Regions from separate parts of the Mus musculus genome. Here regions 1 and 3 are each linked to region 2. A link is a loop called in an ENCODE intact Hi-C map of the cell type or tissue named here. Cell type or tissue: left cerebral cortex. All regions are shown on one strand. Links, peaks and the distances in the headings refer to the core of each region. The heading gives the core; the rest is flanking DNA. Region 1 overlaps Synrg (synergin, gamma). Region 2 overlaps Ddx52 (DExD box helicase 52). Region 3 overlaps Synrg (synergin, gamma).

Region 1 (7,859 bases), core at 3,599-6,098, 47 kb before region 2:
AGAAAAACCCTGTCTCAAACAACAACAACAACAACAACAACAACAACAACAACAACAACAGCAACAACAAATCCTCCTCCTCCTCCTCATCCAAGTCCTTCAATGATTTTAGAAGCTAGCATAGCTTGTGTGACATTGCCAGTGTTCTCTGTGAGCACACCTGTTTCCTCTGATAGCCAGCATGGATTCTAACAGCAGCAACAGAGAACACCCACATGTTTGTGGGATGTCTCATGCCCTGACAGAGACAAGCATTAGCCAACCATATCTTACCTGGCATCAGGATTAAACAACCACAGTGTTATTGGAACCTAGACCACAGAATACAAGCACACACACACACACAAAGGATATTGTGTTCTTATGCTGCTAAAACTACCTCCCTAAAAATAATATAGTGTCTAGACACAATGAGTTGCTCAAGGAGTGACAGTTACATACAGGGACAGTCTCTTCTGCCCATCAGGGAGCTAAAGCACCTGGTAGACTGCTCTCTGGCGTCAGAGACTCTACTGACAAAGGAAGCCAAGGCCTGGTGGGGGGCAGCGTCCTGGGGGGAGCAGTGCGGCTGGCTGGCTGCTGGCGTCTCTAGCTCGAGGCTTTTTTCCCCAGCTTGTTAGCAGCACAGATGGTCGACAGGCAGAGCACTCTGTACACAGTTTTAACGGTAACCTCCCTCAACTTTCAACACATACACATCTCAAGTGGAAGGCCTGGCTTTTCTGAGAGTAAATTTCACCTGACACACAACTTTTTTCTTTTCTTGGGTGGCATATCAAAGTGACTTCTGGAATCCTACTCAAAATTCCCATTTTCAGGAATTCTTAAAAACAACAACAAACCCCAAATCTTCAAATCATGTGTAAAAAGTGGAAGCGCTGAAATCAATGCCTTTTCCCTGAAATCTTTATGTGTTTTGGGTTTGTGACCGGAAAAAGAATTCTGTCCCCACGGCTCCTCATTCTCTCTTCCCTCTACAATGGAGCATGTAGTTTCAAGTCTGGATACTCACTGCTAACCTTCACTGGTCTTTGAGATTTGCATTAGTTAATTAATATATTGATTGATTAGTTGCAGTGCTGGGATAAAACCCCTGTGCTTTGTAAATACTCTACCACTGAGTCAGGCCAAAAGATGTTTTCTTAAGAATGGAAACAGTGTCAAGTTTAGTTCTCTTGTTCCGTGGGTTGTTTTAGCTTCAGCACTTATTATGGTCATGTGTATGACGTCTCTAGTGGTCTGTGTGGCACACGTGTGCCAGGTGTGGGTGCACAGGTCGGAGGACAGCCCAATTGCTGTTACCTCCTTCCAAATTCTCTCGGGGCTTGTTTGCTTGCTTTTTGGTTTTACTGTTTCAATATATCCTCGGCTCGTCTTGAACTCACAATCCTGTCTCAGCCTCACGAGAGGCCGAGGGGATCACTGGTGTGTGTCTCGCTCCTAGCTAAGCTTTAGTCTTGCATTGCTGAAGACTGTGAAGAAGATGTTTCTACATGTATTCATTTATTTGGTGCTGAGATTAAACAAGCATTTGTGGATGCTCGAAAGCATGTAACCAACTGAGCTCAAGAGCTTAAAGCTGCACTTCAGTTCTAGGCCACATTAAGGACTTCTGGGTCTACAAGGGGCAAAGGTTAAATTGTATCCCTGCTTTTTTAAGAGGGGAAAAAACCCCCAAAAACCAAAAAAAAAAAAAAAAAAAAAAAAAAAGTTTCAAGGGACACTGTGACTTCAATTTGATACCAGCCAGGTATTTCTTTGGTCTAACTGAAAAACACAAATTACACACATCCCCACACTTTCAAAATATGCCAAAGAATCGTTTATTAACACAGGACTTACAGATCGCAGGAGAGAGTACAGAAGAGCTAGAAAGGAAGCATCAGAGTAAGCATGCAGCCAGTGTTTGCAGAAGAGGAGGATAAAGCAAGTTCCCAACGACACATTCACACACAAGTGTCTCTACTGAAAAGACATCAGAAAAGCAGCCCAAAATAATAAGGCGCTGATTAAAATACAAAGATTTTCCATGTCAAAAAGAGCTACTTCACAGGCAAGTAGCCCCAGAGGGCTTGCTGGCTCTGAGAAAGTCACAGATCAGAGCAAGCTCTTGCTGCCAGACAAAGGAGCTTAAAGACCAAACACCAAGATGCTGCTGTGCCAGAGAGAGTAAATTTAGGGGGGTGGGAAAGCAGCCTCTTTGAAATGATAAGCAGCAAGGACTCAAAGGGTTAAATGTAATGATATGCAGAGAGAAACCAGGCAATGTTATTAGTATATCTATCTACCTTCATACAAAGAATTAACAGCACGGGTCAGAGAAGTATCCCCTTCAGAGTTAAGTTAGGGTTTCCAGGCAGGATTACGGTCCAGGGACAGTAACCATCCAAGTTTTTCTTTTCTTTTTTCCCCATCAGCCCGCTTATTTCTCCAGGATGTCTCAGACTAAGAGAGCAACAGATTCCACGGTGAGCGAAAGGGTAAAATAGAGTCACAGCGCGCTGAGGCAATGCCTGCGCTCACCTCTCCAGTATTTTACTCAGGCAGCAATCTGCAGTCTTGCTCAGCAACACATTAGCGTGACAGTCGGCATCAACCCATCTTAACAACCGCTCTGAAGGAAAGGATACTGCTCCTCCCCCAAGGGAGGTTTACAGAACAACAGAAGGGAACAATCTGCATTTAAGGTCTCCTCCCTTTGAACAGAGCTGTCTCCAACATGACAGGTTCCATTCTGGGAATGTTCCAAACATACAGAGAGAACACGAGCGAGTGAGCGAGTGAGCGAGCACAGATTATTTAACAGGTCCATTGGAATGAACTCAGTCAAAAGCCAACCTCCCCTTCCCAAAGAAAAGGTGGGAAAAAGACATCCCAGACCTGGATTAACTCATTTCACAAAGATGTGGTTTGGCACTGTGAAAGAATATAGATTCATTTTCAGAAAAATAGCCTCTAATTAATAACTTCAGAGTCCAAAAGGCTAGTATACATGTTGTGAAATTGTTTTTAAATAAAAATCAAATGTCGTTTAAAAAACAATGCCCCTTTGCAACCAAGTGTTGTGGCTCACGCAGCTCATATTAAAAATAACAAAGCATCCTATCAAACAAACAACACTGAAGGGGAAAATATAAAAAATGAAAAGAAAAAAAAAAAGGAGAAAGTACTAGTGATGGGCATCAGGAGCTGAGCCAGCCTGCTGCATCAGGCAAGCCCTCAGCCGGCAGCAGGCAGGACGGGGATCATCGCTAACTGCGTCCCATTCAAACCCAGCATAAGAAACTGCCAACATTTCAGTAACAAAGGGCGCCATTGCCAGTTTGAAATCTGCGGACTCCACAGCACTTCACAATGTCTGCTGAGTCTGTAAACGTACAATGTCTTACCTGTCCCTCTCAGGTAGAGAAACGAACCCTGCATGTGCACACTACATTTTCTAGAATAATACAGTAATACCGAGATAGTTCTCATTATTAAAGGCCACAAAGTAGGTTTATCTTTCTATATACATATCAAAAAAACAAAACAAAACAAAACAAAACAAAATAAAAACTAGGACACTTGGGAATCTAGTTCTTGTGACACAAAGTTAGACCCGAGAATAAACTGCTACATGTAAAGCCACACAGGGTTTAAAGAGGGCTCTCTAGAAAGAGGTTCTCACACATCAGAAGTTAGTAGCTACCCTAGCCTATCATCTACAGGGTTATTACAACTTAATACTGGCAGTAACACTGCAAAACTGTAACACTGAAAACAGGTCTGCTCCCCGCCAGGCCCTGACCCACAGAGCATCCCTAAGTGACCTCTTCACTCTTCTCAGGGGAGCTGGCAAGCTGAACTACAAGTGTGGGGAGTTCGTTCACTCTCTTGGCCTAGTCAGAGTCGGTTTCTGTAAACCAAACAAACACTGTCTTAGCAACCCTAATATACCAAAGAGGAGACAAAAGAGGAGGGCAGGCACTGCTAGTCCCTCTCACAGGCATGAAGAAACACTGTACACACTGCCAAATTCTTTATAAAACTTCTGGCTGTGTGGGGTTCACTGAGCAGTGGGTTCGTATGGGCCTCTGACACCAAGTGAGTATTGGCGTCAAAATAAAAATATCTTGGCTATCCAATCTAAGCTTCAGAGCTGTCAGAGTACCCATAGGTTAAGGTTTCAGTAACACCATGTTTAACACTGCTTCAAGCAGATGACTGCAGGTTAGCTCTTCTTAGAGATCTGAGGAGGTAACAGGCCAGAGCCTTGGTCTGTCAGTCAGACAATACCCAGAGTCCTCTCTGATATCTACATGACCATCACCAGAGCAATCTCACCAATTCCTCACCTGCGGCAGGAGGATGCTGGCCACTAACTGTTGGTAAATCCAAAGAGCTATCAGACATGACATGCTTAAGATCTCCTCCCACATCAGCCAATTTCATGTCAAATTGAACAGAAAGTGCATCTTCAGAGTCCTCCTTGCCAACACTGCTGCCACCGATGGAGGGGAGGTCTAAAGACTTCACCGAGGAGGAGTCTTCTTTGGCATGTCTGAAAGCCACGGCTTTCTCTCCCAGGGATTTGTCTGAGCTCGTGGATGAGAATTTACTGGAGTGGAAGTCGGCAAAGTCATCTTCACTCTTGGTGGAGGAAGTGTTCTCTTTGAACTCCTCCATGGCCAGCCCAGCGCCCTCTAGGGACAGCTGTTTGAAGACATCATACTTGGTTGCCGCAGCAGGTGGGTGCTGTGCCCCTTCCACAGTGCTGCTGGACAAGGGGCTGGGACTCACTTCCTCCCTGAGGGCTTCATACTTGTCACTTGCTTTTGGCTCAGATGAAATGGAGCTGTTACCGAAAGCCATAAAATCTGCAAAGTCGTCCTGCTCCCCAGCAGATGCAGGGTTTGAATACTCCCCAAAGAGGTTGAACTCTCCAAAATCATCTGCCAAACTAGAAGTTTTAGTGGATGCCAGTGCTGCTGACGCTGCTGCAGAGCCCGCTGGCTGAGGTCGAGTGGAAACGGACTTTGCTGTGCTAAATGTAGCTGAAAAGGGCACCTGTTTCTCGCCACTGCAATCCACTGAGGAGAACATATCTAGATCTTCTAAGTTCAGAGGGGTTTTCACCTGTGTCTGTGTCTGCTGTGCAGCTCCTGAGGCAAAAGCTGATGGGAAAGTGTCTTTTGTGGGTGGCTCTAGGGGTGACACACTATCGGCGGTCTTGAAGTCAGTGAAGCCATCATCGGTTCCTGTGGATCTGAACTCGGCAAAGCTCTCTCCTGAAAAAAAGAAGTGCAGTTCAGTAAGGATGCAGAGCAGAAGACCATGTGGCACACGATGCATTAAACCAAGGTAAAACCCTGTACACCCATCCTTGGCTCAATGGTAACCACAGTCCACAGCCTTGTGTCTCCATTAAAGCCAGTGATAAGGAAACAGGCAAGCACGGCTCAAGACTCTCTCCTCCTCTGGCCAGAACTGAACCAGAAGCTGGAGGATTCTGAGAGGCACACTGAGAGCTGCCCACTAAACATGAAGCATTATAATGTTTTAAACAAGTTCAAAGGTATCAGTGAAGGACTCAGAGAATCCTGCATCTGGTATTCAGAGTGTACAACTCTGAACTACTAAGCACTTTAGAAAGATTTAGAAGCTGGGCGTTGAGTCACACACCTTCCCAGGACTTGGGAAGCTCAGGTAGAGGGATCACAAGTTGAGGCTAACTTGGGCTACATGACTAGATCAGCTCTCCAACATACCAACCAACTAATCAGCCAACCAATGAACTAACCATCATCAACAATAAATAAACAACCTCATTACTAGATGCTAACAGTGTAGCTCAGTGCCCACTGGCAAACTCATGCATGACACACACTGACACCCATGCACACACACAGGAACACAAAATATTAGAAAGGATACAATGTAGTCTTGCTCAAGTACACTGACATTAATCGGATGTTCTTTTTGTAAAAATCTTTGAGAAAATAACTACTTATCTGCAAAGCAAGTTAAGTGCTCATGTGGAGGTCAGAGGACAGCTGTGTGTGTAGACTCTCTCTCTCTTCTCCTTTGTTTTAAATCTGAGATCTGAACTCAGGCCATCAGGTTCTGCAACATTTTTATCCTGTAGGCCATTTTTTTTCCAGCCCCTGAGAACTTAGTCTTTAAACTTTGGAACCATGATTCTTAATAAGATTTCTACTCTTCACTCATGTCTAATCTTAGCACTTACAATTATAATGTCAGGATGTAGATAACCTCAGTTTTCTTACAATGTTTGAAGGCCTACAATGAAACCACTAGGATAAGCCATTTAATGAAAGCCAGCGATATACCAACTGTGAGTATTGCTATACCAACCAACATCATTTAATATCTATTAACATGATTGCCAATTCTGGAGATTAAGAAATAAAAGCCTAAATTTCTCTGCTACTTTACCTCCACTCTTTTTTTGTTTTCTTTTAGGTTTTGAGACAGGGTTTCTCTGTGTAGCCCTGGCTGTCCTGGAACTCACTTTGTAGACCAGGCTGGCCTTGAACTCAGAATCAGAGATCCAGATGCCTTTGCCTCCCAAGTGCTGGGATTAAAGGTGTGCACCAGCATTGCATGGCTTCCGCGCCCCCACCCCCTCAAATGGACAGTCTACTTTTGTAGTTCTGATTGGCTTAGAATTCACCAGACAGACCAGGCTGGCCTTGAATGTATAACCTCCCACCTCTAACTCCTGAGTGCTGGGATCATAGGCACACACTCTCATCAATGTTTTAAAAAACTGTTTTTCCTAAATGATCAAACATAGATGCATAATGAACCATAAAGTGTACTTAAAAGCCAAACCTTAAAACCAGTTTCTAAAACTGCCACCAAGGAAGAGATGGGCTTTCAACCTATCGGGCCTCATGCATGAGCTACACTTTAATTTACCAAAGAGAAAAAGCACTGGAAACAATGTAATTTTGCTTTTTAATCTGATACTGAATTTATTTACTAGCAAAAGCCATCAACACAAATCCTTCCATAGTATAGAGAAATATGATAAACAAGAGCAGCCTATTTCAAGTTTCCTATAATTTTTGTATTTAAGACATGACATAAGTCAATTTCACAAACTGACAGGAAATACAAATGTGAAAACTACCCTAGGATTTACAGATGCGTTGTCGATGACATTTGTGTTATTTCTATAAATGAAGATATAATTAGTAGTAAACTTTTTTGGGGGTCATTTTTGGTATTTTGAGGCAAAATACATGGTAGCCCAGGCTGACCTTGAACTCATGGCAATTCTCCTACCTTAGCCTCATGAGCGCTATAATTAAAGGCATGGGATACCATGTCCAGATCATGGCCTAAATACAATTTTGATGTGTTGCTTTGAAATATCTGTGAAATTGACAGGTTTTGATTTTTAAACACAAATCGCACAGCAAACTAAACTTACTGATGATGAATTGTAAACTTCTCCATCAGAACTGTGAACTGGGTGAAAGGGTTGAAGGGAATGAGAAAGGAGAGGGTTTATAACTCAACAGCAAAGAGAATGACGTCAGCAAGTTAACTCGCTGGAGTGACTGTTGCCCCTCTGGAAGCTTGTTAGTTGGCTCTCAGATTCTTTTCCAGTTCCTCCTTTGATTTTTGTAACTTTTTAGGCCCTGAGAACATTTTGAAGGAGTATTTAGCTAGAGCTCCAATAAGAAGTATCCTTTCTTTATGCTGACCACTGTTCAAAACTTACATACAGCGTCTGGCTTAACCTGTGAGGAGACATGAAGCTGTCGCGCAGCAGCGCAGGAGACTCATTTCTGAATGAGGTCCTGCAGAGGCCCCAGTCACAGCACTCCCCCATCTCTCTTAGTTTTTGG
Region 2 (7,859 bases), core at 2,135-4,634:
TTTTTTTTTTTGAAAACATTTGTGCCTAAAACATGAAATTCTTTGAAAATTTCTAGGACTGGTCCCATTATTACTCATACATTTGATTAGATTAATAGAATGCCACTTTAGAAATTGTCATCCTGTATATATTCTGCAGGCAAAAGCAATTTCTAATGCTCACTAATGAAAGACCCCAACGAAACAGTGACAAAACCAGAGGAGGAAGGAAAATGTTTTAAGTTTAAAGTCAAAGACTGTAGAGGAAGCAGAAAACCTGGCCACACACCGTTGCTTTATTCAAGTGACTGCTTTTTTTCCTTCCGTGAATGAGTGTGTGTGTGTGTATTCACAATATGCACCTGAAGGAGACGGTTACTTTAAAATCTTTTACACATTTGAAGTGTAGGTGATTCCAAAATTAAACTATACATTAAAAAAAAAACCCAAATACTTCGCTTTCCAAAGATAACTTAGGATATTTAAAAATAAAAGCTAATTTTATCTCGGAATGTGTGTGCTATATGTCAGCTAATTAAATAAACACAAACTGAGTCATGATAGAAAGGGGAGCAGACTTTCTGGAATCAAACATTTTGTCAAATGAAAATGAACTTGAGTTACAAACACCCCTTTACCATTCTGGATACAGGGAGCATAGCCTAAAAATTATCTGAAATAGAACAAAGAGCAGATTTTTATTTTTAAAAGGAGCTCAATAAAGTCTGGAAGCTTTTGTTTTAAGAGGAGCATACTGCTCTTGGTCAGTGAATTTTCTTTGTTTCAAAATGTCTATTTTAAAAGGAGTCAGACAAATGTTTTTTTCTACTAAACGGGCTTTATCTCAAGACAATTACTAATTCAAAGGTCTTCAGATTTTTCTATTTGTATGTGAAGAAAAGAAAAAAGGACTGGACAGGACGCTCTATGAGAGGAAAGACAGTACTGTACAGTCTTAAAACGGTTCCTCCAGCTTTGCGACTAGACCGTCACAGCCTTCGCTCCGACAGCAGCTCGAGCCCAGCAAGCCTAGCAGGGACTCGCGGGCGCTCGAGGCCCCGCGGCAGGTGCGGTGGCGCCTGCACCCGAGCGCGCTCCCCGCGGGTCCCCAGGACGCTCGCGCCCCGCAACCGCCGCCCCTGCGCCCGGCCCCACCTGCCCACCCCGCCGACCATGGCTGCCCACTCCGCCCGCCCCGCCGACCCACCTGCCTGCCCCGCCGGGCCCCGCGCCCGCCCCCGCCGCGCCGCTGGCTCCGGCTCCCGGCCGCAGCGCCATCTTGCTCGGGGCCGCCGCCGCGCCAGCAGCTGTCAGCCGAAGACAGGCACTTCCGGGGCAGACACCGCCCCACCAAGTCGGGGCCGACGACGGGGCGGGGCTGCGCGCCCACGTGACTTCATGGCCCCCGGGCACGAGCGGCGCGCCCCGGTGGCATTCTGCAGGAGACACAGCACTGCGGCTGGTGTAGTTAGTTTGCAAACCCGGATCTGCACTAATGCACACAGTAGGTCCTGATATAACCAGATGATGGAACACAGGTGCTTTTCTGCTGTTCCTTTACACAGCAGTCGGATCCTAGAGGGCCTTTACAGCTGTTTCCCTTGGCACTCTCTCTTCAGCATCTATTACAGACACTGACAGTACCTTTTACTTAAGTCAATCTAGAGCATACATGGACCCAATACACACGAAGAGGATATCCTCCAAGGTGCCCTACTCATGTGGTCGGTTTTGCCATAGTGAGGCACCGTGAGCACATGCTGAACCTACACAGGGTATTTTTACTTTGACACCTCCAACCCTAACCAAGCTACCTGGAAGTAAAATGTGTTGAAAGTAAGTTTGTTAAGCTCTTAGATAATGGATCAATCACAACCAGTCCCTGCCACTTCTTGCCTTACAGCTTTCGCTGAGACAATTATAATAGGTTATTAGTTTACTAGACCAGTTTTATGTGCATTTAATAGTCTGATGTCCCTGAGTTATTACTGCTATTTTAGAAATGAGAAAAAAAAATCTTGAAAGAAGTTCTTGTAATATGCTCAGATCTTGGAGCTGCAGTGTGTCCACACCAATATGTCCTCAAAGTCCTTGGTCCTTTAACTAGGACCACGCCCACTATTTGTGAGATCTGTTTTCCTTGTTTGGTCTTGTTTACTATTTCACTTTTCCTCTTCCCTGGTCAAAGCTAGCATTTATATAGGAGAGTCCTTACTGATATGTATAGGAGTTTAAATCCATTCCTGACCCTTTTTTTAAAAAAAAAGCTGATACAAGTTTTGTAGCTACTTCATGGACTGGGTGGTTGCTCAGAAAAAATAAAGAGAAAATAACTGAATGGGGATTATCAACACGATCTGTTACCATCTCTATCTGCATCCGTCCAAGGACACTCCCCACCTGTGTTAAGAGTCTTGTTAGGATGCTTTGAGATCACAGCCCCATACCACATAATCGTTTCTATACTTCATCACTGCCGTTAGTTGCTAAAGAGTGGTGCTGTTAGCATACAAAGCTTCAGACACAGAGATAGGCACTTTTACTCTTAAAACACAGGAAAAGCTGAAGGTCTAAAATGAAAATGCAGCCGCAATGGTTTCAAGTGTATACCCACTTCAGGATATACACTGACTCAACTCTCTGCAAGAACAAAACAATTACAAACTTTTAGTTTTTATTCTCTAGAGCAGTTTATTTAAATGAAGCCTGATTTTTTTTTTAAATCTTTATCCCATCTATTCAATATCAGTCTCATGTCTGTATTCTCAGCAGTAAAGGGGCTGAAACAGGAGGATTGCTGTGAGTTCCAGGCCAGTCTGGGATACAGAGATCCCTTTTCAAAACAAATACACATTTAAAAGGAGGTCTACTGTGCTGATTTTAGACTAAAGTATCAACTGCCTAGAGTAAAGGAAACAGGCTTAATTCAGTTGCTGGCAGTCACTTATGTTGTAGTCCTGTGGCAGCACAGGCCCTGAGAAATTCTAGGCTCCAGTCTTAAGTGCTTCAACTTGTACCAAGCCTTTTTTATTCCACTGTACAAAGCAGGTAATTAAGGAAAACCTGCATACTGTGCACTGCCTTGGTCCAAATGATCACAGTTCTCTGTGGAGGGTGGCTGAAGCCCATCAAGTCTCAGCAAAGATAAGCATCTGAGACAATGAAACGAGGTGTATCGTGTAACGGGAATGTTCTTCCTCATCAGGATAGGATAGAGTGCTATCTGCTTTCAGGCAGTCATCTTGGTGGAAAGAGACAGGAAAGAACATGGTTAAATGATGGAGAATGAAGTCAGACAGGGAAAGGCTGATCATAACCTTACAGTTGCAACATTATGACAGCTAAGCATAAGCTTCCTCCCCAGTGCAGTACAGGTCAATTTCAACAGGCTCAAGTTTCCAATCCTCTGGAATTTGGATAACCACAGATGGGGGACCTCCTTACTGTGGCTCCTACCACAAAGAAACACTAAAGGGAGTGCTAGGCTCCTTCCTGTGTCTGGCCTGTGCTGCTGCTCTTGTTTGCATCCCACACAGCGCTGGCTCTCCATACACACAAGTGTGGATGGTGCACTCAAACTCAAGGTTTTATTTTAAAATTCTGTTCCAGACGCCTCTCCACAGCATGCATCACACTTTCCTTCACACTTGAAGGGCAAAATCCTTAAGAGTTCACCACACTTGGGTGTTATTTTAGCATCGGCTCTTGTTCTTCTATAAGAAGTATCTCTCTGGATTCAGGCAGAAATGCCAATGCCTGTTATTTTCATTGTATAAATCCCACCTACAAAGTGAAGCTTGATGCATCACTACATCAGAACCATTCTGTCCTCTCATATCCTTGTGGATTTCAAATGTTTGGTAAAGATGGTTGTAAGTACTCCATGAGAATCCATGCCAGGCTCATAAGTTACACTGCAGGGATTGCCTTCTAAGGTATTTATTTTTTAACTTTTCTCTTTGAGAGTTTCTTTCTTCTTGCTGTTTTGGCCAGCAACCTTTTTCCTATGAAAAGGAAGACATACTGAATTAGAAATTCCATATGAATTTACTTCTATAACCTAACCGAGGCTAAATAAACATGTGCTAAAAGTTACCATACAGCAAAGCATCCGAGGAGCTGGGAACAAAGATGTTTCCTACGTCTTGGTCTAGCATTAAAATCACTGTCCATATGAAAAACGTTATAACCAACTACACTACTACATAGCACAAAGGAGAGAGTTTGGTCTTGACCCAGTGGTTCTGTGGTAAGTACTGGACACTGCTGTTAAGTGTTGTTTGCACATGCACTTTCAAATAAGACAACGAGGCAGAATGGATAAAACCTGCTGGTCATCACACATTAGACAAGCAGCTTGCCCAAGTCACCCAAGAAAGTTCCTATTAGAATCAGTTTTTAGGCTCCAAATCCAAATCCACCCCTCACCACACCAGGCTGGGTCTAGACACTGAGGGATCGGGTCCCAAGTTTAATGTGGAAGCTGAGCTGAAGACATAAACTTATACACCCCAAAGCAACCTGTGTCTGTAATGGAGAAAGGAGCATGAACTAGATCATGATAGATCTTGTTCTTATGTTTAGAAAGACGGTCTTTAAATTAGAAGCAAATGGAAAGAAAGCCTTAAGGGTATGGTTGATACCACAAGACTTAACCAGCACTTCCAAGGCTGCTTGTAGCTTAGTTTTAATAAGCCCAAAAGAATGCTATAAACACAAAACGTTTAAAGTGCAATTATCCAAATAATAATAATAATAACGATTATTATTATTAAAGAAAAATACTGCTGTATCCTATTCAAATTCAATGATCTCCATGTTATGCTCCATCTGACCTTCAGGCTCCAGAAAAGCCTCCACCAGCTTCTATTCAGTACCCGAGAGACATCCACTTGTAATCTTAATTTAATCTCTGACAGGTGCCTAACAGCTTTCATGAGATTCCAGACAAACTACCTGCCACACAAAAACTCTACATACACATAAACACACATGTATATACACACACAGCCCTACAACACTGTATTAAGAATTCATAAAACTGAGGAAGTACCAGTGAAATTTAAACTATTAAGCTTCCAAATCTTTGTAAGTTTGTAGTGTATTCCTCCACACTCACTTTCGAGAAAACACAAAACTCTGGGACACCCTGTGCACTGCCAACACCTGGAGTGAACTTTGTATTTCCACAGCTTTAGAAAGCTGTGCAAGTCTCCTGTTCTGCTTACAAGGGTGGCACAAACAGTTTCATGTGATTGATCACCTTGTTCGTTCTAAAGACCTAAATCTCACGTGTCCTTTGACACATCTATCTCCTTGAAACCTCCTGTAACTGTATCAGCCCCCAAGACCTTCCTTATATAAATTCCTTTGTTTAAAGTCATCTAATGTTCTCATATGACCTGTTTTACATGCGTATCTCTATCTCACCAGCATCAAGTTTCCAGTGAACTGTGCTAGTCTATGGAACAGTCCACCTAATGGCTTTCCCACCTGATTTAAGGTAGTGGAAAGTAGAATTAGCTTACTTCCCTAGGATGCTAACAACACCCTTAGGGAACACACATATACACACATGTACACACACACACACACACACACACACACACGAACTGAAAGAGTCTATTAGAGCACATGCTATTCTAGTACTGGGAAATTAGTGAAAAGCATCACCTTCTTTAATTAGGAGAATGGACTCAGAATATTCTGGCAACCCCCTACCAAAACACGTAGCTTCCTAGAATAGACAACACATAACTGTATGTGTCCCACAAGACCTATGCTAAGTACTCACCCCCTTCCCAAAAAACCCTCCTAAGCTAAGCAGTAATTTTCAAAGGATACACTGCACCTCTGCATAAGTCTAAGATTATAGGAAATCCTGCCCAGGAGACAGAAGCTTCAAGAAAGTTTTGATCAGCATCTGTCAATGCTCCTAACTGCTGGCTTTAGCAGCGAGGCCTAATGCAGACGGTGCGGAGTGTGAGGTGCAATTCTAATCCACAGTAAACCTTAATCTATTTTCAAATACGGCGGGAAATAAGAAAATTTCAACACTAAAACATGCAAACTCCCAAATCAAAGGCATTCTGAGACACATTTTTACCATACCCTATAGTGGATTACCTATGAATTCATTTTACTTCTTTCTGTAAATGCCTCTCAAGGAAAGCCATGCCTACTCTAACTATAGCAGGTCTCTTACCAGCTAGGTACTTACTGTTTAGCTTGCTCTAAGAAGTACTTTGGAGTTGTACAAATGCTCTCCCTTTCCAACGGCTTCTTAATCATTTTTTTCTTTTGTTTGCTGGAAGTTAAGAAGTGAGAGAGGAAATAAAATAAACACAAGTTCATTTAGAAACTAAAGCTGGCTGAGGCTCTTCTCATTTCAATGGCCCAGATCAGCTGACAGCACTTACAACTGTTTCAGGAAAACAACCTTAAAAAAAATCACACTGGCTGTGATTAAAGACATTCTGGGACAACCTCATGTTCTATGTCAATAAGCATTAAAGAACCTGACTCCAGACAATTAATCGTTATTAATAATTCTAAGCATATTTCACTCACTGAATAGTTTTTAAGAATCCAATTTCAAAGATGAAAAAGCTGAGAAGGAACTAATACATTCTAAAGTAAAACGTTTACTTAAAAAAGGCTTTAAAGGCACACCACTGTTGGCATTAGAGTATGTTGAGGAGGACAAAAATCTAGAGTGTATGAAAGTAGTTTTTGAAAGATTCTACCTCACTAGCAACAGGTGTAAGCTGCAACCTAAATGGCAGGCAGACAGATGCCAGGTAAAATGTGGGAGGGGCTCTAAGGAAGGGAAGTTCTGACTAAGAGACATTGTGCAAAGTGCAATACTGCAAAAAGACAACACTGTATGATTCGACTTATATGAGGCACCCAGGAAGTAAGAACCAGAACCAGGAAACAAAACAGTGTTGCCAGGACTAGGAGCGGGGGAAGGCAGGAGCTGCTGTTTAACGCACACAGAGGTGCAGCCCTGCACCAAGAGTCCTGGAGACAGGTGCTGAGTGCACAGGACTGTGAATGCAGTAAATGTCACTCAGCCACACACAGCCCTTCACCTTCTCATGCACAGAGACTCCTGCTCGGCAGAGACTGCTCTGCACTCTGGCCCTCCCAGCATGCAATCTGTGACACAAAATTTCTTTAGCAATGCTGGGCAGCAGCAGAGAAGCAGAGCTCCAAGGAAGTCACTCAATAATGAGTGAGAGAGAAATACTCCAGCAAGGTGTAGTGATCCATGCCTATAATCTCAGTAATTACAACAGTCAAGGCAGAAAGACTGCTGTGAGTTTCAAGCCAACATAAGTAAAGAGTGAGATCAGCCGGGCGGTGGTGGCGCACGCCTTTAATCCCAGCACTTGGGAGGCAGAGGCAGGCGGATTTCTGAGTTCGAGGCCAGCCTGGTCTACAAAGTGAGTTCCAGGACAGCCAGGGCTACACAGAGAAACCCTGTCTCGAAAAAAACAAACAAAACAAAAACAAACAAACAAACAAAAAAAAACCAAAACAAAAAAAGAGATCCTGTCTCAAAAAAACAAAGAAACCACATAGATTCATTTTCTACCTTTTTTTTGGGGGGGTTGGGGGGGGTTTCAAGACATAGTTTCTCTGTGTAGCCTTGCCTGTTTGCCTGTCCTGGTAACTCAGGCTGACCTCAAACTCAGAGACCCACCTCCCTATGCCCCTGTATGCTGGGACTATAGGCATGTGCCACCACGGTCTAACCCATTTTCTACTTATAATAATACCTTCAGTTTACAATGAGCTTAGATGATCTTAAACCTGTTTTAACTCAAGAACCATTTCTATGTAAGATTAAAAACATGGGGCTGGAAGATGGCTCA
Region 3 (7,859 bases), core at 2,410-4,909, 70 kb before region 2:
AATGGTCCCTATAGGCTCATATATTTGAATGTTTGATTATCAGGAAGTGGCACTATTTGAGGATTAGGAGGAGGAGTAGCCTTGTTGGAGGAAGTATGTCACTCGGTACGTCTTTGAGGTGTCAAGAGCCCAAGCCAGGCCCTGAGTCTCCCTCTTCCTCCTGTCTGTGGATCCAGATGTAGAACTTGCAGCCTCTTCTCTAGCACCATGTCTGCCTGAATACTGCCATGCTTGCCACCATGAAGACAATGGCCTCTGGAACTGTAATTAAATGCTTTCTGTCATAAGAGCTGCAGTGGTCATGATGTCTCTTCACAGCAATAGAATCCGGACTAAGACTAACAGCAAGTGCTCCTAACTCCTGAACCATTTCTCTAGTCCTGGACCCCAGCTTCTTAAACTGTGGGTTGTGACCTGCAAGATGGGGCCAGTTAATTCAATATGGGAGCTACAGAAAGTTGGCAATGGTAGAAGGACTCTGAATTTACAGCCACCAAACTCTGATCAGAGTTTCATGCTAAGGAACTGAGGTATTCTAGCAGCACTCCTCCTCAGGGTCTTAGGATGTCACTGCAGCCCTCGCGCTGGACATACAACATATAGCTTATACTGCTCATGCCATTCACCGCACAGCAGTGAGTGTGGCCTCCAGCATCCCGCTCAGACCTCAGACGCTGCTGTGAATTGCAGAGCTCTTACCCTATGGACAGAGTTTTCTGTTTTTATAGAGACAAAATCCTTGGGCTACAGAAAACAAAGACTTTTAATATCTTTCTGCTGCCATTGTTTAACATCTAAGTAGCAAATCAGTGTATCTTTCTTTTCCTTTTGTCACAGTTTGACTTAAAATTGCTGTTAAATTGCTGACTTGAGTTTAATTTTAAAAAATTAAATGAATTTTGGCTTGGGATTAGCATAGCATTTCATTTTTGTTGTTTCTTTTTGTTTGTTTTGTTTTGAGAAAACAAACATACAGCCTTATATAGCCCTGGCTAACCTAGAACTCACTATATAGATCAAGCTAGCCTCAAACTTATAGACATCTACCATCCTTTGCATGTGCTGGGATTAAAGGTGTGCATACCCTACCTATTATAGAATCTCTAAAAAATTTATAAGATAGCCTTAAACATACTTCAGCCATTTTGTACCTCATGTTTATGAGAAGTGTTCTCAGCACTGACAATTAATAAGTCAAAATATTGATCAACTATGAAAAATGAAAATCTCTCTACTCTATCCTGTAGAATCAGACATTCAGCCCAGACGGAATTCTTTATGAAACATAAAGGACCACAATCATCCTGCTAGTATGCAAGCTTGCTTATGTCTGTAATAATTAATAAAATCACATGTTCCACCAAAAGATGATTTAAAATAAGTGTCTTTATGATTTACCAGCAGTAAACATTTGATTTCATAGCTATCTTATGTACTTATATACATAAAAATTCCTCAGGTAGAAAGGAGTTGTGGGCAGATAGTGTAAGGGAATGTGTTATATCTGTCCTGCTTACAGAGCCAAGTCCCGGAGTCAGCTGGAAGGTAAAAGCCTGGGTGCTTAGCAGTGATACACATCTACTGTGGTGTGCAAGAAAATGAGCATTAGAGAAAGAGTCTGGTGGCAGGCAGTGTTCTTTGCCAACATTCACATTCTCCCTGGACAACTGATATGAAAAGCTTTCTAGCCTCCTTAAGATTAGGCACGGCTATGTCACCCGCGTGGCTGACATAACTGTGTCACCTGCACGGCCAGTGAGTCACGTATGACACTGCTGGAAGGAAGCCTTTGAAACCAATCTGTAGGCTCAAAGGTTAAGAGCACTGGTTGCTCTTCCAGAGGGTTTAATTCCCAGTACCTGAATTGTGGCTAACAAACATCTGTAACTCATTCCAGGGACTCTGACTTCCTCTCCTGGCTTTCCTGGGCACCAGGCATGTGGTGCACAGATATACATACAGGCAAAACACCCATACATATAAAAATCATAATAAAACTCATAGGCTATTTTTCATGTTCCCTTGACCTTCATGGGTGCCTAGCTACATTCCATGCGATTTAGGGAGTGAACCTGGGTGCTGAGTGAGGACAGGCTACACAGCCTCTCTGCCTTGAGAGGGACATGGGGCTTGAACAATAAGCAGGCCTGCTTGCTTGAGAACACTAAGACTGGAAAGAAATGTTTGTTACCTCAGCATAACCCAGTCTACTCTGACAGATGAAAACCTAGACACGGGCTCCAGAAGCAATTCTAGTTGTGGAGCATTCGCTTGGTTAGTGCTTTGTACACTACTGTCCTTGCTGCTGTAACAAATTATCCAGAACTTAATGGCTTAAAAGAACATGGCTTTGGGCTGGAGAAATGGCTCAGTGGTTAAGGGCTCTGACCACTCTTCCAGAGGACCGGAGTTCAAATCCCAGCAACCACATGGCAGTTCATAACTGTCTGTAACTCAAGATTTGACACCCTCACACAGACATATATACAAAACAAAACAAAATTAAAACATAAATAAAAATAAACATAAATAAATTTAAAAAGGAACAAATAAGGCTTTACTCTCTTACAGCCCAGAAGTCAGAGGGCAGATGTCTGCAGTGGACTGGCAGCACTCGTGCCTTCTGGAGCTCTGGAGGAGAGAATCTCTTTCCTTGCATTTATAGATTTAGAGGTCACCTCTAGAAATGTCCAGTACTGTGTATTCCTGGCTCTGGGAGCATCTGCCACCCTCTCTCCATCTCCACTGTCACGTCATCTTCACTCTTACCTCACTACTTCCTGTCAGGACACTGTGATGACACGGGGCCCACCCAGCTGATTCAGGGTCATTTCCTCAAGCTCACACCCTGAACTCAATGATCCTGCCTGGGAAGTTCTTATTGCCACATGAAGTAGCACGGACGATGACACAGGTGCTGGGGTCACATGGCATGTCATCAGCTGAGGACACAGTAAAGATGCCATCTTTAAAGCATGGTGCTTTTGAGAAGAGCAGGGTGTGGGGGATGCTGTCATCAAAGCACACTGTTCTCCTGAGAGTTCCACAGCACTGCGGAAGTAAACACTCTGAGATTGCCATTTCTTCACCCTGGAAGGAATTACTGAAAGAGCTGTATCATGCCGGATGAACAGCAGAATCAAAGGGTCTGTGTGACTTCTAGCTGGCCACAGACCTGGAGAAAAACTGTCCTTTTTCTTCTATTAGGTTTTATATGCCAAACATTTGCTTCCCAGGGCAGAACCATTTCTTTGATCTAATACATCCAAGAGATAAAAGCTTAGCTGACCTCCTCTCAGGCCTGGCCATCAGAGTGTCCTTGCCTCACTGGAATCTGGCCATTACAACATCCCTACCTCACTGGAACCGGACCATCAAAGCATCCCCACATCACGAAAATATACAGCCTTCCCACAGAGAAACGCCTGCCTCTACCACAAGAGGGAGCTCCAGTCCACAGTCACCCTGAGCTTTAAAGAGTTTTTTTGCTATGAAACATTCCGCTTACTAAGATATGAAGTCACACTTTGACGCTGAGACTCTGCACTTTGCTTTACTGAGCACCGGAATGATGCGCACTACACGTGGGGCCTTTTTTAGGTGGGAAAAGCAGTACAGCGGGTGCTCTATTGTTTGCTTCTGTTATTGTCTGTTTTGGGGGAGCTGGGGAATATATCTAACTGAGGCTGCAAGTATACGAAGCACATGCTCAAAAACATGATAAAACAAGACAAAACAGAAAACATACGGTCTGCCACTGAGGGAGCGAGATAGATTAAAAAATCCAGATTTTAGTAGTTTCAATTAAATTTTGATGTTCTTGAGCCTTGATTTCTTCCCCTATAGAAACGAACGTTATGGCTAGGGAGATGGCTCAGCAGGTAACAGTGCTCCTCTTGTGTTTAACCCTGGAAGCCTCAAAAGGCTCAGTGTGGTGGTGAGAGCCAGAATCCCAGCAATCCTATCGTGAGGTGGGAAGCAGAGACAGGACACTCTCTCAGGAGCTTGCTCTGGCCTGGAGTTCACAGTGTAGCAGCAGAACAAGGGAGAGCGAGCCTGCCTCGGTAAGGCAGGCAGTGAAAAGCAAATCCTAAAACTGTCTCTGACCTCCACCTGCACGCCATGGCACCCACACACTCCCACACTCCCGTCCGTCTATCAGTCTGTCTGCCTGCCTGCCTGCCTCTCTCTGTCTCTGTCTCTCTCTCATACACACACAGACAGAGATATTTTTAAAAAGAAATGGGGATGACACTGACCTCATAGGCTATTACCTGGATTCAGTGAGAATGGAAGTGAAGAATGTAGTATAATGTGAAGCAGCTCTGTCTTAGTGTTCTACTGCTGTGAAAAGACCCCATGGCCACGGCAGCTCTTATAAGCTATGTTACAGGTTCAGAGTTTCAGTCCATTGTCACCATGGCGGGATGCAGGCAGACACAGTGCTGAGATTTCTATATCAAGATCAGCAGGACAACAGCAAGAGACACACTGGGCCTGGCTTGAGACCCACCCTCAGTGACACACTTCCTCTAAAAAGGCTATACCTACTTTAACAAGGCTACTGTACTAATCTTTTCAAATAGTGTCATTCCCTATGAGCCCGTGGGGCCATTTTCATTCAAACCATCATAGGGTCCTAGTTGCAAACACGAATGGTAGCCATCAGTATTGGCAATTAAGAACGAAGGGGCTCTGAATGGAAATGTGGTCCCTTCAGGAGCTTATTTACCCCAAATCAAACAAAAGCTGAGTTCAAATCTTCTGTACTACCTCAAGCCCACCCCTCTCTAGTAATGACCTGCTGGCTTTGAGCATCTCAGCCAGAGCTGCTGGGTCTGCAGAGCTGTGTTACTGCTGGACTGAAGTGTTCAGATGTTAGGGTTTTACGCTATCGATGTTATATGGCTTTCTCTGTTGGTTCTGTTGCAGTAAGGACTTCTTTGTGACAACCCACACGTTATATTTCTGTGGGATCCATGCCTTTCCTCCTGCAGTGGGAACTTTGAGTTAAGGTTTATAGACTGAGGACCCATTTACCTGTTCTCAAGAGGAAATGACATGCTGGTCTAGGAAAGTGTCTGAACAGACAGCTATCATTGTTGTGTCACAACAATCTGTTTTAGAAAAAAAAAGAAAAAAGCAGCTGTAGCCAAAGAGCATGGCTAGTTAGGAAGTGAGCGCTTGTGCTCACATATACTCTGTCTGCATCCAGACACCGGACAGGTGAGATAGGGAAGCTATGCCATTACACATGGCTGAAAAGGCAGGCCAGTTACCCTCGAGAGTCTAGATGTGGGTGCTGCGAGTGAATGCTTGCAAGCAGAGTCTGAGAAGGCGTGACTGTGGGGCCCCTTCTCCATTTACCTCACATTTTGGTCCTGTAGAATTGGAGTCATCAGATGTGAATGGGGCAGAACCTACTAGGTAAATGGGCCACAAACTTCCTTCAAAGTAACAAAATCAAACTCCATGTCTTCTTTTTAAAACTCTGGACAAGGGCTGGAGACATGGCTTATCGGCTAAAGAGCATTGGCTGCTGTTCCCAGAGGACAAAGGTTCAATTCCCACACCCACGTGGGAACTCACAGCTGCCTATAACAATAGTTCCATTGGACCCAGCACCCTGGCACAAATATACATGCATGCAAAACACTAACACACATAAAATAAAAATAAATCATTAAAAAAATTAAAAATCCTGGACACAAGTGATGCTTGGTGTGAAAACTTGGAGAGACTGGGATGAGGAAGTTGTCTTGGGGGATGAACTAGTTCACATAGTGACAGGGCACAGGTGATACAGACGGGGCTATGCATTTGTCAAACTCAGCAGAAGGGCAGCCACTCAACTCATGGTGCAATGCTACTGAAGTTTTTACATTTTACTGTGTGTGAACTCAAAAGTGGCCTGGAGTGACAGAGCAGAGCCTAGAAGGCAAGTTCTTTGCATGAACAGTGGCAGGACCCAGGAGCCTGGGAGTTGGAGAAGATGAAGGGAAATGGGTCCTACTGCCCCCAGTGACAGAACGAAGGGGGATGCTTGCCAGTCATTCCTCACCCTGCATGGAAGGACAGATGCAGGATGAGCTTGGACAATGCTCTGAGGCTTCAGGGACACTTTCACTTCTAAGAGCTCAGGGCTTTCTGATCCAGTCAGCTTTCTCCAGCAAGGCCAGCAGAGCAGGGCTGACTGGAAGGAAGGATAGAGACCTAGCTTTCAATGCTCACCGAGGACTGACTCCCACTAAAACAAGGAACCCTCAACTCTAAATGCCAAGTGGGAGGCCCGTACATTGTGCCGCCATCTTGAGAGGTATGTCAAGGGCAGGTCCAGACCTGAGGCTCACAGTGCGCATGACAAGCTCCTGGGGCTTTTCTCGTTAACATTATTCTCAAGCTTTCATCCCCAGCAAAAGCTTTGCATAGCTTTGGTGTTCCCACCTCATCATCCTTTTCAGGATAGGAAGACACACAGAGCATGCCTGACGCCTCTCGCACTTCCCTGCCTCAGGACAGGAAGATGGCAGAGGAAAGAAGTCAAGTTGCTGTGTAGATTAAATGCACATGAAAACCCTGATGCACAGTTTGGCCAATTGGATAACCCAGACGGCTGAAGGAGAAGTGGCCACGGCACCAAAGGGGGTTTTGGGAAAGGGCTTGAGTATATGAAAAAATTTTCTACCAGAGCAAAGATTTACTTCTCACTACAAATGCAACAAGTATCCACTAAAGAGAACGACAAAATACTTATAATAAACATGAGATTTTATCATTAAGCACAACCCACTGGCAGCCTGCCTCCTAGCCATGTGTTGATAGGTCTGTTATTTCACAAGTGCTTCCTGACAAAATGCCCAGAACACCCTGACTGAAGGGCCGCATGTGTTACTTCACCAGCTCTAGCTTTCAGGAGGTTTCCCATTTTTCTCTTTTATCTGAAGGACAGTGCTCTGCACTTTGCTAGCTTCTGGTGATTTTACGTTTAGAGCAAGTAGAGAAGTTTACTCCAAAGCGCAATGATTCTGGACGTATGAGTCCCCTGACACACTTGGTGCTTACAGGGCTGCCTCTCAAGTACTGGGCTCAGAGGTGCCAGAAGTCCTTCCTGATGTTGCTGGCAGCAGTAACCAAGCTTTCCCTGACGATCAGGTTTATCTTTATGCTGTGAACACAGTGATCCATGGAAGTCAGCACAGTGGAAGATGGGTGACAGCCAGGGGGAGGACCAGCATCCACAGATCACCATGTCATTCCTGTCTGCCAACACAAGGAGATCAGCAGTCTCAAGCTCCCACCAGAGCTAGCCGAGCTCTCAATGCCACGCCTCCTCTGCTATGATGGACACCATAGTCAGGGAGCCAAACACCCCTTCTTCCGATGAAGCATCTTGTTAGAACAACAGGAAAAGAAAGTAATGAGGAAAGCATCACGAGACCCGGAGAGAGGTGGGCCGAAGGCACCCACCCAGGAAGGGCTGCACTGAAGGGCACTAGGGACGCCTTCTGGGGAGAACTATGCAGAACTCAGCATGAGAGCAGCCTCGTTCAGCAACAGGAAAGCTCTGCACTGAGCTAAGGCTTTGGAAGACCATGGAGGCCCACTGCAGGATTTTAAATGGGATTTAAATGAAACAGTCAGATCTATGGTTTACGAGGACCAGTCAGGTAGTTGCACAAAGAATAGACTGATAAAGGCTTTTTTAAAAAAGAGAAAGAAAGAAAAGAGCTAGGTAGGGGTGTGTGGCTCAGTAGCAGATAACTTCTCTAGCCTTCATGGGCCTTGAGGTCCATCCTTAGCACTGACAAAGGAAAAAAAAAAACCTAACCAAACCAAACAAAGCAAACAAACCAGGGCAG

The links. Peaks named below come from ENCODE experiments on the same cell type or tissue, not always from the same donor. Only the 100,000 strongest peaks of a DNase experiment are listed, where the experiment ranks them.
Region 1: a loop joins it to region 2, with 2.0 times the contacts of the local background. A loop is called at or near these places in 3 of 42 quality-filtered maps.
Region 3: it touches region 2 in a loop (2.1-fold over the local background); 2 of 42 quality-filtered maps call a loop at or near these places.

Annotation. Positions count from the first base shown.
Region 1 is chr11:84,006,026-84,013,884 of GRCm38, reverse strand. Synrg (synergin, gamma) reads right to left here. Exons shown (of 20, transcript NM_194341.2): 13 at 4,335-5,267. Among named protein-coding and RNA genes, the nearest start is that of Synrg, 46 kb to the right of the region's middle. In left cerebral cortex, for the core only: a CTCF peak has its summit at 4,691; no DNase peak of the experiment used is centred there.
Region 2 is chr11:83,957,874-83,965,732 of GRCm38, reverse strand. Ddx52 (DExD box helicase 52) reads right to left here. Exons shown (of 15, transcript NM_030096.2): 14 at 6,200-6,286; 15 at 2,645-3,983. The coding sequence ends at 3,926. It overlaps Synrg (synergin, gamma), which reads right to left and starts at 1,302. Exons shown (of 20, transcript NM_194341.2): 1 at 1,187-1,302. The coding sequence starts at 1,257. In left cerebral cortex, for the core only: no CTCF peak of the experiment used is centred there; a DNase peak (open chromatin) is centred at 3,585.
Region 3 is chr11:84,027,810-84,035,668 of GRCm38, reverse strand. All of the region lies in intron 18 of Synrg (synergin, gamma), which reads right to left. Among named protein-coding and RNA genes, the nearest start is that of Dusp14, 37 kb to the left of the region's middle. In left cerebral cortex, for the core only: a CTCF peak has its summit at 3,437 (motif pointing right); a DNase peak (open chromatin) is centred at 3,466.